Regions from separate parts of the Homo sapiens genome. Here all the other regions are linked to region 3. A link is a contact called in ENCODE Hi-C or POLR2A ChIA-PET data. All regions are on one chromosome and are shown on one strand. The core of a region is the stretch at or near the end of the contact, and the rest is flanking DNA. Distances in the headings are between cores, read along the strand shown.

The links. Hi-C counts contacts between places; a loop is a spot of excess contacts on that map. ChIA-PET counts read pairs that join two places held with the same protein, here RNA polymerase II (POLR2A). Pooled maps may share reads with other maps.
Region 1: a map of CD14-positive monocyte shows a loop between it and region 3 (2.3-fold over the local background). The contact joins two enhancer-like sites. A Hi-C loop is called at or near these places in 1 of 168 maps with a recorded cell type or tissue (CD14-positive monocyte) and 9 of 50 pooled maps. POLR2A ChIA-PET finds 5 or more read pairs at or near these places in 2 of 52 experiments (A673 and activated naive CD4-positive, alpha-beta T cell).
Region 2: a loop to region 3 is called in a map of PC-9, with 4 times the contacts of the local background. The contact joins two enhancer-like sites. A Hi-C loop is called at or near these places in 9 of 168 maps with a recorded cell type or tissue (IMR-90, PC-9, aorta and 5 more), 9 of 37 single-sample maps with no recorded cell type and 19 of 50 pooled maps. POLR2A ChIA-PET finds 5 or more read pairs at or near these places in 7 of 52 experiments (A673, GM12878, H1 and 4 more).

What each region holds. Positions count from the first base shown.
Region 1 is chr5:91,181,968-91,185,443 of GRCh38, forward strand. The region is part of intron 6 of LOC107986432 (a long non-coding RNA gene); the gene reads right to left. Among named protein-coding and RNA genes, the nearest start is that of LUCAT1, 130 kb to the right of the region's middle. Within about 2 kb of position 1,949, at least 14 of the 41 ENCODE cell types and tissues checked have a DNase peak (open chromatin) inside an H3K27ac peak, as active enhancers do; they include CD14-positive monocyte, where a contact is called at or near this core.
Region 2 is chr5:91,161,048-91,164,836 of GRCh38, forward strand. ADGRV1 (adhesion G protein-coupled receptor V1) reads left to right here. Exons shown (of 90, transcript NM_032119.4): 90 at 2,735-3,390. The coding sequence ends at 2,853. All of the region lies in intron 6 of LOC107986432 (a long non-coding RNA gene), which reads right to left. Among named protein-coding and RNA genes, the nearest start is that of LUCAT1, 150 kb to the right of the region's middle. RefSeq lists enhancers at 1,659-1,708, 1,729-1,858. Within about 2 kb of position 1,809, at least 30 of the 41 ENCODE cell types and tissues checked have a DNase peak (open chromatin) inside an H3K27ac peak, as active enhancers do; they include GM12878, PC-9, ascending aorta and 3 more, where a contact is called at or near this core.
Region 3 is chr5:91,278,279-91,282,108 of GRCh38, forward strand. No RefSeq gene overlaps it. Among named protein-coding and RNA genes, the nearest start is that of LUCAT1, 34 kb to the right of the region's middle. RefSeq lists enhancers at 1,240-2,181, 2,180-2,439, 2,182-3,123. Within about 2 kb of position 1,878, at least 39 of the 41 ENCODE cell types and tissues checked have a DNase peak (open chromatin) inside an H3K27ac peak, as active enhancers do; they include CD14-positive monocyte, GM12878, PC-9 and 4 more, where a contact is called at or near this core.

The sequences.
Region 1 (3,476 bases), core at 699-3,198, 96 kb before region 3:
GATTGATCACATTGTACAATACTGAGAAAATTCACCCAAGTGAAGTATAGGAGCAAATCAAGCTCATATCTCAGAATATTTGCTTATATTTCCAGCTTTCTAGAAAAAGGTTTAACTTACATGTTTATCAATTAATTAACACATCTATCCTTTCCTGTTATAACCATTATTTGGGGGGCCTTATTACATGTTAGACACCGTTATATAGTAAAGGGACACAAATAAATCTTTGTGTCTCTGCTCTTACTGTACTTTAGAATCACCCTGGAGAAATTTAAAAAATAATTTTGCCTGACCCCCACCCAGAAGATTAAATCAGAATATTCTGGAGTAGAGCTTGGTACTGGTATTTTGTACAGTTCTCCAGATGGTTCTAATATACAGCAAGGGACAAGCTCTACTGAACTAGATAATTTTGGTTGTCTTTTGCATAACTTGTTCTCTTCCCAAAGAGTCTTCTGACATTACAGCAGTTCCCTGTGCAAGGCCAAGAGGTCCAGGTGACAGTCCAGGGAGGGGAAAAAAATGTGTGTTTCTTGATCCTTTGACACATGGTGCATGTGTTTGGGTATATGAAAATTATATTTCCTATTGCTCATTCTTTTCCTAGATTGACAGAGGATGCCCTGGATGCCACTTGTATCTCAGAATTAAGATTGTAACTAAATAGGGCATAGAATTTCTCTCAGCTTGGGTAGGAACAGGCATTCAAGAGACCAGAGAGGCCTCCTCAGAGATTCGCAGAAAGGGAGGACCTGGGTTACAAACTTTCTTGGAGTTTGCTCGCTGAGCTTAAGACTAGATGGTTGCCTGTTTCATACAAACAATGTACCCCAGGGTAAAGCTTCCTCTTCCAGCTTCCTCCTTCCTTATTTCTGTATTTGTAGAGCTTTACAAAGTGGTTTCTCTCTGACTGGCTACTGACTCCTCTCGCCTCTGGGTGGAGCTGAGTTCAGTGAAAAACAGGGTGACTTGAAAACACCACACCTATAATTGAAGAGTATTTCTTAAGGTCTTTTACGATCTGTCTTTTCTAGTTATTGCCTCTCACACTGTCCAAAATCAAACCAGCTGAGTCCACAATCCGGGTAACAGCTGTTCAGGCTTGGCATCAAACAACCCTTGGGACTCAGGGCATGACTCTTCAGTGAGATTAGTCGTAACCTAAGAGGCATCTCTGGCTACTTTCAAATTATTTCCATTGCAAAAGATACTGAATTATTTGTTGAATCACGTCATTTTCTTGGAAAAACCTCTGCCTCCGGGGTTCAAGGGATTCTCCTGCCTCAGCCTCCTGAGAAGCTGGGATTACAGGCAGGCACCAAAACAGCCAGCTAATTTTTTTGTATTTTAGTAGAGACAAGGTTTCACCATGTTGGCCAGGCTGGTCTCGAACTCCTGGCCTCAAGTGATCATCTGCCTGCCTCAGCCTCCCAAAGTGCTGGGATTGTTGGCATGAGCCACCACACCTGGCTCCACTAACTTTCCTAAAAGCTATTTACTATAAAAAAAATCAATATTATCTCTGTGTTACAGAAGAGGAAACTGAAACCAAGAAAAAAATAAGAGCATTGCCCAAAAGTGATTTCCACTTCAATCTTTTCCTTTTGTTTCTTTTCTAGCTTTCTTTCTGTTCCACCTTCATGTTTTTTTCTATTTTTTTTTTCTTGATTATTCTTTCCCTTTCATTTGCCTCTTTGAGTTTCAGGAATAAGAAATGCATTCTTAGAAGCATAAATGTTGAACTCAAGAAAAGACAAGTAAAACCTGAGTCAACTTGAAGCTGCTGTTCAAAGAGGGGAAAAAAGAAATCCAGAACAAGGATTTATTCCTGACCCAAACTACTGTCTTCATAAGTTGGCTGGCTCACCTGACTGTCAAAACAAGTTTGGGAAGGAGGAAGAAATGAACACATTAGCTTTGCAACAACACTTGCCCCACTGCCCGCCCACTTACTTGAAGAGGAAGTTGGTAAACTTCACCTTTGGGATTCTAAACGGCCTAGCTGCAATTCAGCTCTAAACATTGTACTATCCTGTGGCCAGGCGCCCCAAGGAATCTGAAGGATTCAGACGGGTGAAGTGATAACCATAATAATGCCTTCCATTTGTATAACCCCTTTACAAAGAATGTTTTCATGTGTCATCTCATATACTCACTTATGTCATTCATTAAAGTATATGGAAGGTCTAACATGAAAGTAATGATAGTGTTCCCCTAAATGAGCTCGAGACCTTGGTTTTTTTAAAAAAATCATACCTTTCTTGTCTATTTTGATAGTTTTCTAATGCAGTTTCATGGGGAAAAAAATCACAGAGATGACCTGATGGTACAAACTAAAGCTATCTCTGGAGACACCTGTCTAAAGAGTCATGGGTAGTTTCTTCTTAATATTTGCAAGTTGGCAATATTCCACTGAAGTCTTGGACTCTGTTGGCTGCCTGTAAGATCTCTCCCTGGAACACCCCAGAAGTCTCTACTGCTTTTCTAAAGAACTCATGAATGGGAAAGAGCTTAAAGTTATAAGGACTTGGAAATACTTTTTATAGAAAATCGGGAAAGTGAATCGGGAGAATTAACCTAAGGGTTTAATTAATCTTCACAGTTGGTTTGTGACCTATGATTATATTAGTCTCTTTAGGATTTGTCAAGAGAACTTGCATGAGATTAATATCCTTCCCTTAATCCCTACTTTTAATAGAGTTTTGTTTAGCCTCATGTTCTCAGCTGCCCTGTGCCCCTGCCAGAAATCCTAGCCCTTCCCAGAGGTCAGTTAGAGGTGGTTTATCAGATGGAAAGAATGAAATGGTAATCCCTATCAAACACTGAAATTTCTAAATCCAGGCAGAATTTTTATCATTATATGTAAAAAAAATTTGGGAAGTCCTCACACCTCCTAGAAGCAACACTCATTTAGAAGGTTGTTTGGTTTGTTTCCAAACGAACAGGTAGTTTCAGTTAGAGCTCTACTTTTGCAAATCAGACAATTTTAGTTAGTCAACATATAAAACATCCTTCATCTAATTTTACGTACATAGGATGAACATTATTGTGAAGAATGAAAGGAGGCATTAAAAACAATCACAACAGGACCACACATGCGAACATGGACTATCCAGGGTAAAACAGGACGTGTGGCCAACCCGCATATACATCAATATTTGAAACAGTTCTTCTCTAGTCCTCATATTTTTTTATTATATTGGAATGTGGCAAGGATATTGTTCACTTTCTTTTTTATACTGAGAAGTAAATTTATTCAAGTTTCTTGAAAAATAATCTTACATTCTAAGTCTCCACTAATCTGTTTCGAAGCTCATCATGTATTTATTTCTATGAAACTGAGATGTAGGCTTTCCACATAGCTATATTTTTGTGAATCCTCCAGAAGATTATTTAAAAATACCTACAGTTTTTCCCACTATTTCAACATTTATTCAAAGACATTTAGTTTTATTTTGAAAAACTTCGAAGTT
Region 2 (3,789 bases), core at 559-3,058, 120 kb before region 3:
AGTAGGCAGACACTGAAATCACTGGGAGTTGGTACTAGTTAAGTCATTCGGCCTCAGTCTTCCCTGAGGCTAATCATGGGGTCCTCTCTGTTCCTCCCTAGTGCTTCCATATTTAGCTCTTCCTTGCTACAGGCCCCAGGGCCTTAGTCACCTCCTTATAGAATGGCCACTGTCTCGCCAGTTCACTGAGGTTCTTCCACATAACACGGTTCTCCTGTTCCCAGCAGAGAAGCATGGGCCATTTGTCCTTCGAAGGCCTGGAAGTAGACACAAATGTTACCTTCGGGGGCCAAGCATTATTTATGGTAGTCCATAAATGATTGAAGAGGGCTGGGTGAAAACAGAGACAAACTGAAGGACTGCCTGGTCCATGGGTTTTTTGTTGTTGTTTTTTGTTTTGTTTTGTAATGCGGAAATGCAGGCCCAATGTTGCCTGATCTTCTGGTTGTTGTTTTTGTTAGTTTTTTTTTTTTTTTTTCAAGAGAAACCAGAAATCTGATTTTTTTGATGTGAAATGTATTAATTGGTAAATTTTAGCAACTTAGTAAATTTTTAAAAATACATTGTCACTGGCAATATTCTGGTTCTTGAAGAAAGGAGTTTATGAGTGTTTGTTAAGCATTTTGCTTTATGGCTTATGTATACATTGTAGATAGGAGTATTATTAAATTTATCATCAAAACCTGGGCAGTGTGAGAGAATAAAGGGGAGGTGATTAATGATTTTGTCAGGGATGAGAACTTTTCACATTTTATGTCCTCCAGCTCCCTATTTTGAGGAGATGGAAAAATAAGTATCTGTAAAAAGGTATAGAGATGGGCCCTGATGGGCAGGCAGGAAGACATTCAGGCTGGAATTAACATGGTGCATTCAGGGCATCAGGAGACCTGATCAGTTTCAGAGAAAGCGCTCCAAAAGGCAATGGTTGGGATACATCTATTTGATAGGCTAGAGACAGATTAAAGACTGATATGAAAGCCAAAGCAGAGGGTTCCCAACTCAGTGTAACTGGCAATAGGAACTAACACTCGTTCTTGAGAAGGAGAGGGCAGTGGAATACAGAACAGACCAGAGGAACAGAACAGGAGATGAGATGGAGCAGGCAGGTTCACGACTTAGGATGCAGAGCACAGTTTAATACTACATTCAGCACACATTTGCTGAACACCTGCAGTGTACTGAGCACTGTCCTATGAGCTAGGAGACAGAAAGATAGGAAGGACATAATCCAGTGGGGGGGTCAGAAATTTTAAAAGAGAATCATCATGTTTCAAGGGATAGCAGAGTTGATATTGGTAGGAAGAGTGGAGGCAGCCAGATGAAGGAGGTGGGAAGTGAGAAGAGCACCCCAGGCAGAGGTGCCAGCATAAGAACGTCGTGTGAAAAGGCAGTGACCTGCTGCTCCGTGTCCTGAGCTTGGAAACCCTAGTGAGACATTAGGAGAGAGTGCAGGCAAGAGGATCCTGCAGGCCTTGAGACAGGGCAGAAAACAAGGCCTCCAGAAATGAGGCAGCAGGAGGAAGTGTATGAGAAAGCAGAATAGATCTAGAAAGAGCCAGCAGATCAGAGGATAAGATGGGCAAGTACCATGTCACAGAAGCAAAGAGAGGAAGTGGAGTTTCAACAGCGGCCTTTAACAGAGAGAGTGCGAAGGTCAGAGACCCAGAAGAAGGAGGGCTTGGCTAGAAGGTCACTAGTAGGCTCTGGCTTCCATCTCCAGATAGGCTAAGATTAAGCCAATTCACCATTTTCCCACAACTGTCAACTCTGCAGAATTGCCTTTTCTTCCTCTCAGACAGAAAGGGAAATCCCAGCTGCCTGAGCAACCGGTTTTTCACTTTCCTCCTTGTTTGCAGAGTCTAGTGGGGCTGGCCCTGGTAACCTCTGGTGATTCATCCAGCACACCCTATGACCACATCCCCATTGTGTGTGTGTAGAGAGGATGAGAGTTTATGTGTTCCTCTGAACGTTATTACAAAAGAAAAGAACATTGTTCTCTAGAAATATGAAAGAAAAAGAAAAGAACAAGGTGTTACTCTAGCATAGTTTTTTCTCAATTATCTGAGTTGTGAAAAAAAAAGTAATGAATAGTGGAGCTTCCTCAAAACAGATTCTGAGCGCTGTCAGTAGTTAACAGTAACTACTGTGGTGGAATTCCTGTGTGGATCTATTTTGGCACTGTGTTACGTAATTATTTTTATCTTAGGATCAGATCTGAATCATTCAAAGCCAATGTCTTCAGGGCACTGGTGTGACTCCAGGTGTTCTCACATGCCTGTCTTTCTTCTCAGATCACTGCCCAACACTGAATCTCAAGTGATGGACCTCAGTGCATATGAATTCGGGGCCTATATGTTTTGTAACAGCAAATCCTACCCCACTGGTGAAAAAGTCTAATAACCTGACTGATTTTCTATTTTGATGAGCCCTCAATTGAGAGATTATATTGTGGTAGTAGGTTACACCTGCCCACCATGTGAAAAACAAACAGTAAAGATTGAGAACCCAAATGTGTGTCTTTAGAAATTAATCCGTACAATTTAAAAAACTGCCAAAGGAAATGTAAAAGATAGTTTCATAATTGTTAGGTATTAATAATATCTATTCTAAATGTATGGCTTATTTTTTACTAATATAATAGAAATAAACAGGCTTGGACCTAATGTAAATTGATTCTTAAGAATTCACTGCACTAATAGTTTGGATTTTTGTGTTCATTCTATTTCTGTGGCAGGTGCTGGTCTCAGTGTCAGTGATAATGAATCTGGTCAAGGCAGCCAGGAGGGGGGCACCTTGACTGACTCCCAGATCGTGGAGCTCAGGAGGATACCCATCGCCGACACTCACCTGTAGCACCTCACTAACCATTCGACTGAGCACACTTTCATATTTGTATCAGCTTTTGTGCTAAAACTCTCTAAGTACATCCACCTGTGTAATAGGAACCTGTGAATTGTACTGGATGATTAATACAAACGTGATTGTTGTATTTGGAGTATAAATTACTGATTGTATGTGACCTGAAAATTCACTGCTATAAGAAAGGTGGAGTCAGTTTGTATCAGTTAATAGGATGTTCATATTCCAAGGATATTAGTTGTTTTTTTAATCATCCTATATGGCTAACATTGTTTAATGAAAGTAATAATCAATAAAGCAATAGAATCTATTTGGTATCATCCAGCTTCATTATTGATAAAGAAACATTGTGCATGGGCAAAAAAAGCTAACTCTATATGTAGATGATGACAAGCACCCTGTGCCATCTTGCATGAATCCAGGTGATCCAGATTCAAGACTTCACTGCAACTAGAAGACTTTAATTCTGAAAACTGTAAAATGGTCTGTCTGTTGATGATCCTGCACATAAATGTTGATTGGAGTACTGAAGTTGGCCTAGTCTTTCAACAGTATGTATTTCTGCTCATTATAAAATTAGGGATCTGAACACTTCTCAGAATGAATGTTCTGTCCCCAGTTAAAAATAACTCCATCAAGCATTTTTTTCACGCAGTTAGAAGAGGATCTTTCAAACAATGCAGAGTTTGTTTTAGAGAAACATTTCTCAGTTTGGATTTTTCAGTCTTTCTTTGTCTTGGAATGAGACATCAGAAAGTCTATCCCAGAACAAACGCTGTTGTGTTCGTGATGATTTCATTGACTATAGTTCCAGAAGAATCATCAGGAACAGAACAAGTTTGTCCTGAGGAAGGCATTTTGACTTTTTATTTTGGAATTCTTAAGTATGTTTGAGAAAATCAGTATCATCTCAAGAAAGGTTAAAAAGAT
Region 3 (3,830 bases), core at 628-3,127:
GTCTTTAAGCCTGAGGGCTGGTCAAGGAATTAAGAGTTTTTCTATAACTCTTTGGGTAATTCTGACACAAAGTCAGATTGGAAAAATATTACTCTGAAATAAAGAAAATTTATAGAAACTTGATTTTATTTTATAAACAAAGTTCTAATTAAAAAAAAAAAAAAAGAGCCGGCCAGGTATGGTGGTACACCCTTGTAATCCCAGCACCTTGGGAGGCCGAGGCAGGCGGATCCCTTGAGCCCAGGAGTTCGAGACCAGCCTGGGCAACATGGTGAAACCCTGTCTCTTAAAAAAATACAAAAATTATTCAGGCATGGTGGCACACACCTGTAGCCCCAGCCCCTGGGGAGGCTGAGGTGGGACTATCACCTGATTCTGGGGAGGGTGAGGCTGAAGTGAGCCAAGATCCCACCACTTCACTTTAGCCTAGGCGAGAGAGTGAGACCATGTCTCAAAATAAGTAAATAAAAATAAAAAGGAAGAAAGAAAAAGAGCCGAGTGGTGGTGCACGCCTGTAGTCCTAACTACTGGAGAGGCTGAGGCGGAAGGGTTCCTTGAGCCCAGGAGTTCGAGGCCAGCCTGGGCAACACAGAAAGACTCTCTCTTTTTTTTTTTTTTTTTTTTTTTTTTTTTTTTTTTTTTTTTTGAGACGGAGTCTCGCTCTGTCGCCCAGGCCGGACTGCGGACTGCAGTGGCGCAATCTCGGCTCACTGCAAGCTCCGCTTCCCGGGTTCACGCCATTCTCCTGCCTCAGCCTCCCCAGTAGCTGGGACTACAGGCGCCCGCCACCGCGCCCGGCTAATTTTTTGTATTTTTAGTAGAGACGGGGTTTCACCTTGTTAGCCAGGATGGTCTCGATCTCCTGACCTCATGATCCACCCGCCTCGGCCTTCTCTCTTTAAAGAAAAAAAAAAAAAAAGAAAAGAAATTTGTCTATATAAATATACAGTTAAAGCAAACAATATAATATATAAAACCAAATTTGGAAATATTTTTTCCTTCCATCAAAACTTAAACATCAATTTTAGAACACAGTGTTCTATATCGTAAGGAGTCCTAGAGTCTACCCAGTATAATGTCTCACATCCTCGCCCTCTTGCTATAGTTGTCAAACCTAAATGTACCTAAGAATCACTGATAGGTAGTTGGTTAATACGATGGATTATTTCTAGGCCCCGACCTCAGACAGGTGCCTCCATGCCCCCACCCAGCCAGGACATTCTGAGTCTGTAATTTGAAGTGAGCTTCAAGAATCTGCATTTTTACCGCGGCGCTTTTGATGCAGGCGGTCCACGGTAAAGTTAGAGAAATGCTGCCCTGCTGCTGCGCTGCAGATTGAACTCTGGGGAAGAAGAAATGAGCACGACCGGGAGCGGTCCATCTAAACCGGTCCATTTAGATGGACAGGTTTTAGCAGTCCATCTAAATCTGTCTCAGGAGCTTTCTTTCTTTCTTTTTTTTTTTTTTTTTTTTTTTTTGAGACGGAGTCTCGCTCTGTCGCCCAGGCTGGAGTGCAGTGGCACTCACTGCAAGCTCCGCCTCCCAGGTTCACGCCATTCTCCTGCCTCAGCCTCCCGAGTAGCTGGGACTACAAGCGCCCACCACTACGCCCGGCTAATTTTTTGTATTTTTTAATAGAGGCGGTGTTTCACCGTGTTAGCCAGGACGGTCTCGATCTCCTGACCTCGTGATCCGCCCGCCTCGGCCTCCCAGAGTGATGGGATTACAGGCGTGAGCCACCGCGCCCGGCCTGTCTCAGGAACTTTCAAAGGGGAGTGGCAGACAGAAAATGAGCACGGTATCTAATCAGCAAGTAGGATTGCAAATAAGAACGCCTTTATGAAGGCCCCAGTTTTTACAGTAAGTCCCTCACTGCCCGCACACAACGATGCCAAGTTCCAACCTGATTTGCGTCACCACAGTTGTGGGTTTGCGCCAAGGTTAGTTATCAAGCGTAGTGAGAGGATAAATTCACAAAATGAGGGACAAAAATAAGACGAGAGCTGGGTACAACGGAAGTGAAACCTGGGTGGAGGTCATCTCCAAATCACAGTGGAAGGACGATGTCAGGGATTTGTCCCAACACTCTTTTGATGAAAGAATTTGATTAGTGGACTATTGCACTCTTAAAGGCAAAGAAAACAAAGCACGGCAGTGCCCCGCTCGGTCGGGATTCAAAAGCAGTGAAAGCTGCCTTGCTCTGTTTAAAGCGACAGGACTGCTCTGCTATTCAGGAAAGACTAAGGAGGCAGCGGTATCTGCGAAGTCCTGCGAGCTCCCGGCGACAGGAGTAGCGCGAGCAGCTGACGGGGGAAATCCACTGGCAGCGAGTCGGATGAGTCAGCGCTGAGTCACGCTCGGCGCTACGTGCCGGCCTGGGCGGCCGCAGCCCGGGGCCCGCAGCCGCGGAGTCAGCAGAGATCCGCCGCTTCCTGGAAGACCCTCCCTGCGCCTGAGGGAGGGGGCGGCGTCGCCTCCTCGCGCCGCCAAGGCCCCCTGCAGTCACACACTCGCCCGCACGCACGACCTCCTCGCTCCATCCTGGGGACATCCAGGATTCACCCCCGAGGGGAAGAGTCCCATGTGACAAATGGTTAGAGCTTGGGCGGATGCTTTCATCCCATGTGTTTCCTCAAAGCTGAGATTCCAGCGCTCTTGCTCTTTTCGTGTTGTTGTTAGGTTTTTAACTTTTTTTTCCCGTTTCCTGGCAGAGGATTAACACGCTGATCTTTTTATAGTTTCCAATATTTTAAATGAAGCACAAGAAGAATGGATTAATAAAACGTGTTGAAACTTAAGCATCAAATCGTCACACTGCTCTGGGTTCTAAAATGACTAGAAAGTGACTGCACTAGAAGCTTTGAATGTTGGGTAACTGGGAAGGATTAACTCGGTTCTGATGTGCCCTTTGTTAATGAAAATCAAATCTTTGCTATTTGTCCAACCACCCTTATAATAACTAAATTTGTCTAAAGACTGGAGACATGTGTGGTAATAATTAGATATGGAGTCACCAAAGAACAGGGTAGCCATGCCTTTGTGTTTTCTGTGCCTTAACTAACATTCTGTTGTCCTAATGTGCAAATGATACATTGTTGGTTTTAAAAAATATTATGGCAATGTTTATATCCATGCTGAGAGTTAATAGCAGGTATTGTGTCATGAAGTGCAGCTAGTCAGTGAGATAGTCCTGATACAGGTGGGGTAATTATTATTTAGGGACAATTTGCGGCTGTTTTTCAAGACAGACTGGGTCTTTAGAAGTTGTGCCAGCTGTTACCGGTGGTTCTGCTTCATTGGGAGAATTATTTCCCTCCTTATCCCTGTGTACGTGTGAAATGATGCAAAACAATAGAGTGTTCGTGTAGTTTGACTGCTTTTCTTGCAGGCAAGGAGACTGAAGTAATTAGAGGTTGAACTGACTCACCAAGGTTACTGGAGAAGCATGACTACCCAATTTTGTAAAGGAGAGAAAAGCCCCAAACAAATACAAATAGGAAACATGAAAATACGAGAGAGGATCAGAGCCCAAGAAAGCAAAATGAGTAATATGGACCAGAAATGGAATCTCATATACTTGAACTAGTTGTAATGGGAGGTATACTTAATGCGCTAGCCTTAAAAAAAAAGTCAAATTATTGCATAAAAATTTAAGATTTTAAGTAATTACATACATCATTTGATGTTTTAAAAACTGTGCCTGATTCTGATTCATTATTCTTAGCATATCCATATGGATATTGCCTTGGCATTTACCAAGTCAGACTTCAGTTCAAAAACCCAAATTCATCTTATGACGGTGTGAACTTGGACTTGATACTTAGCTTCTC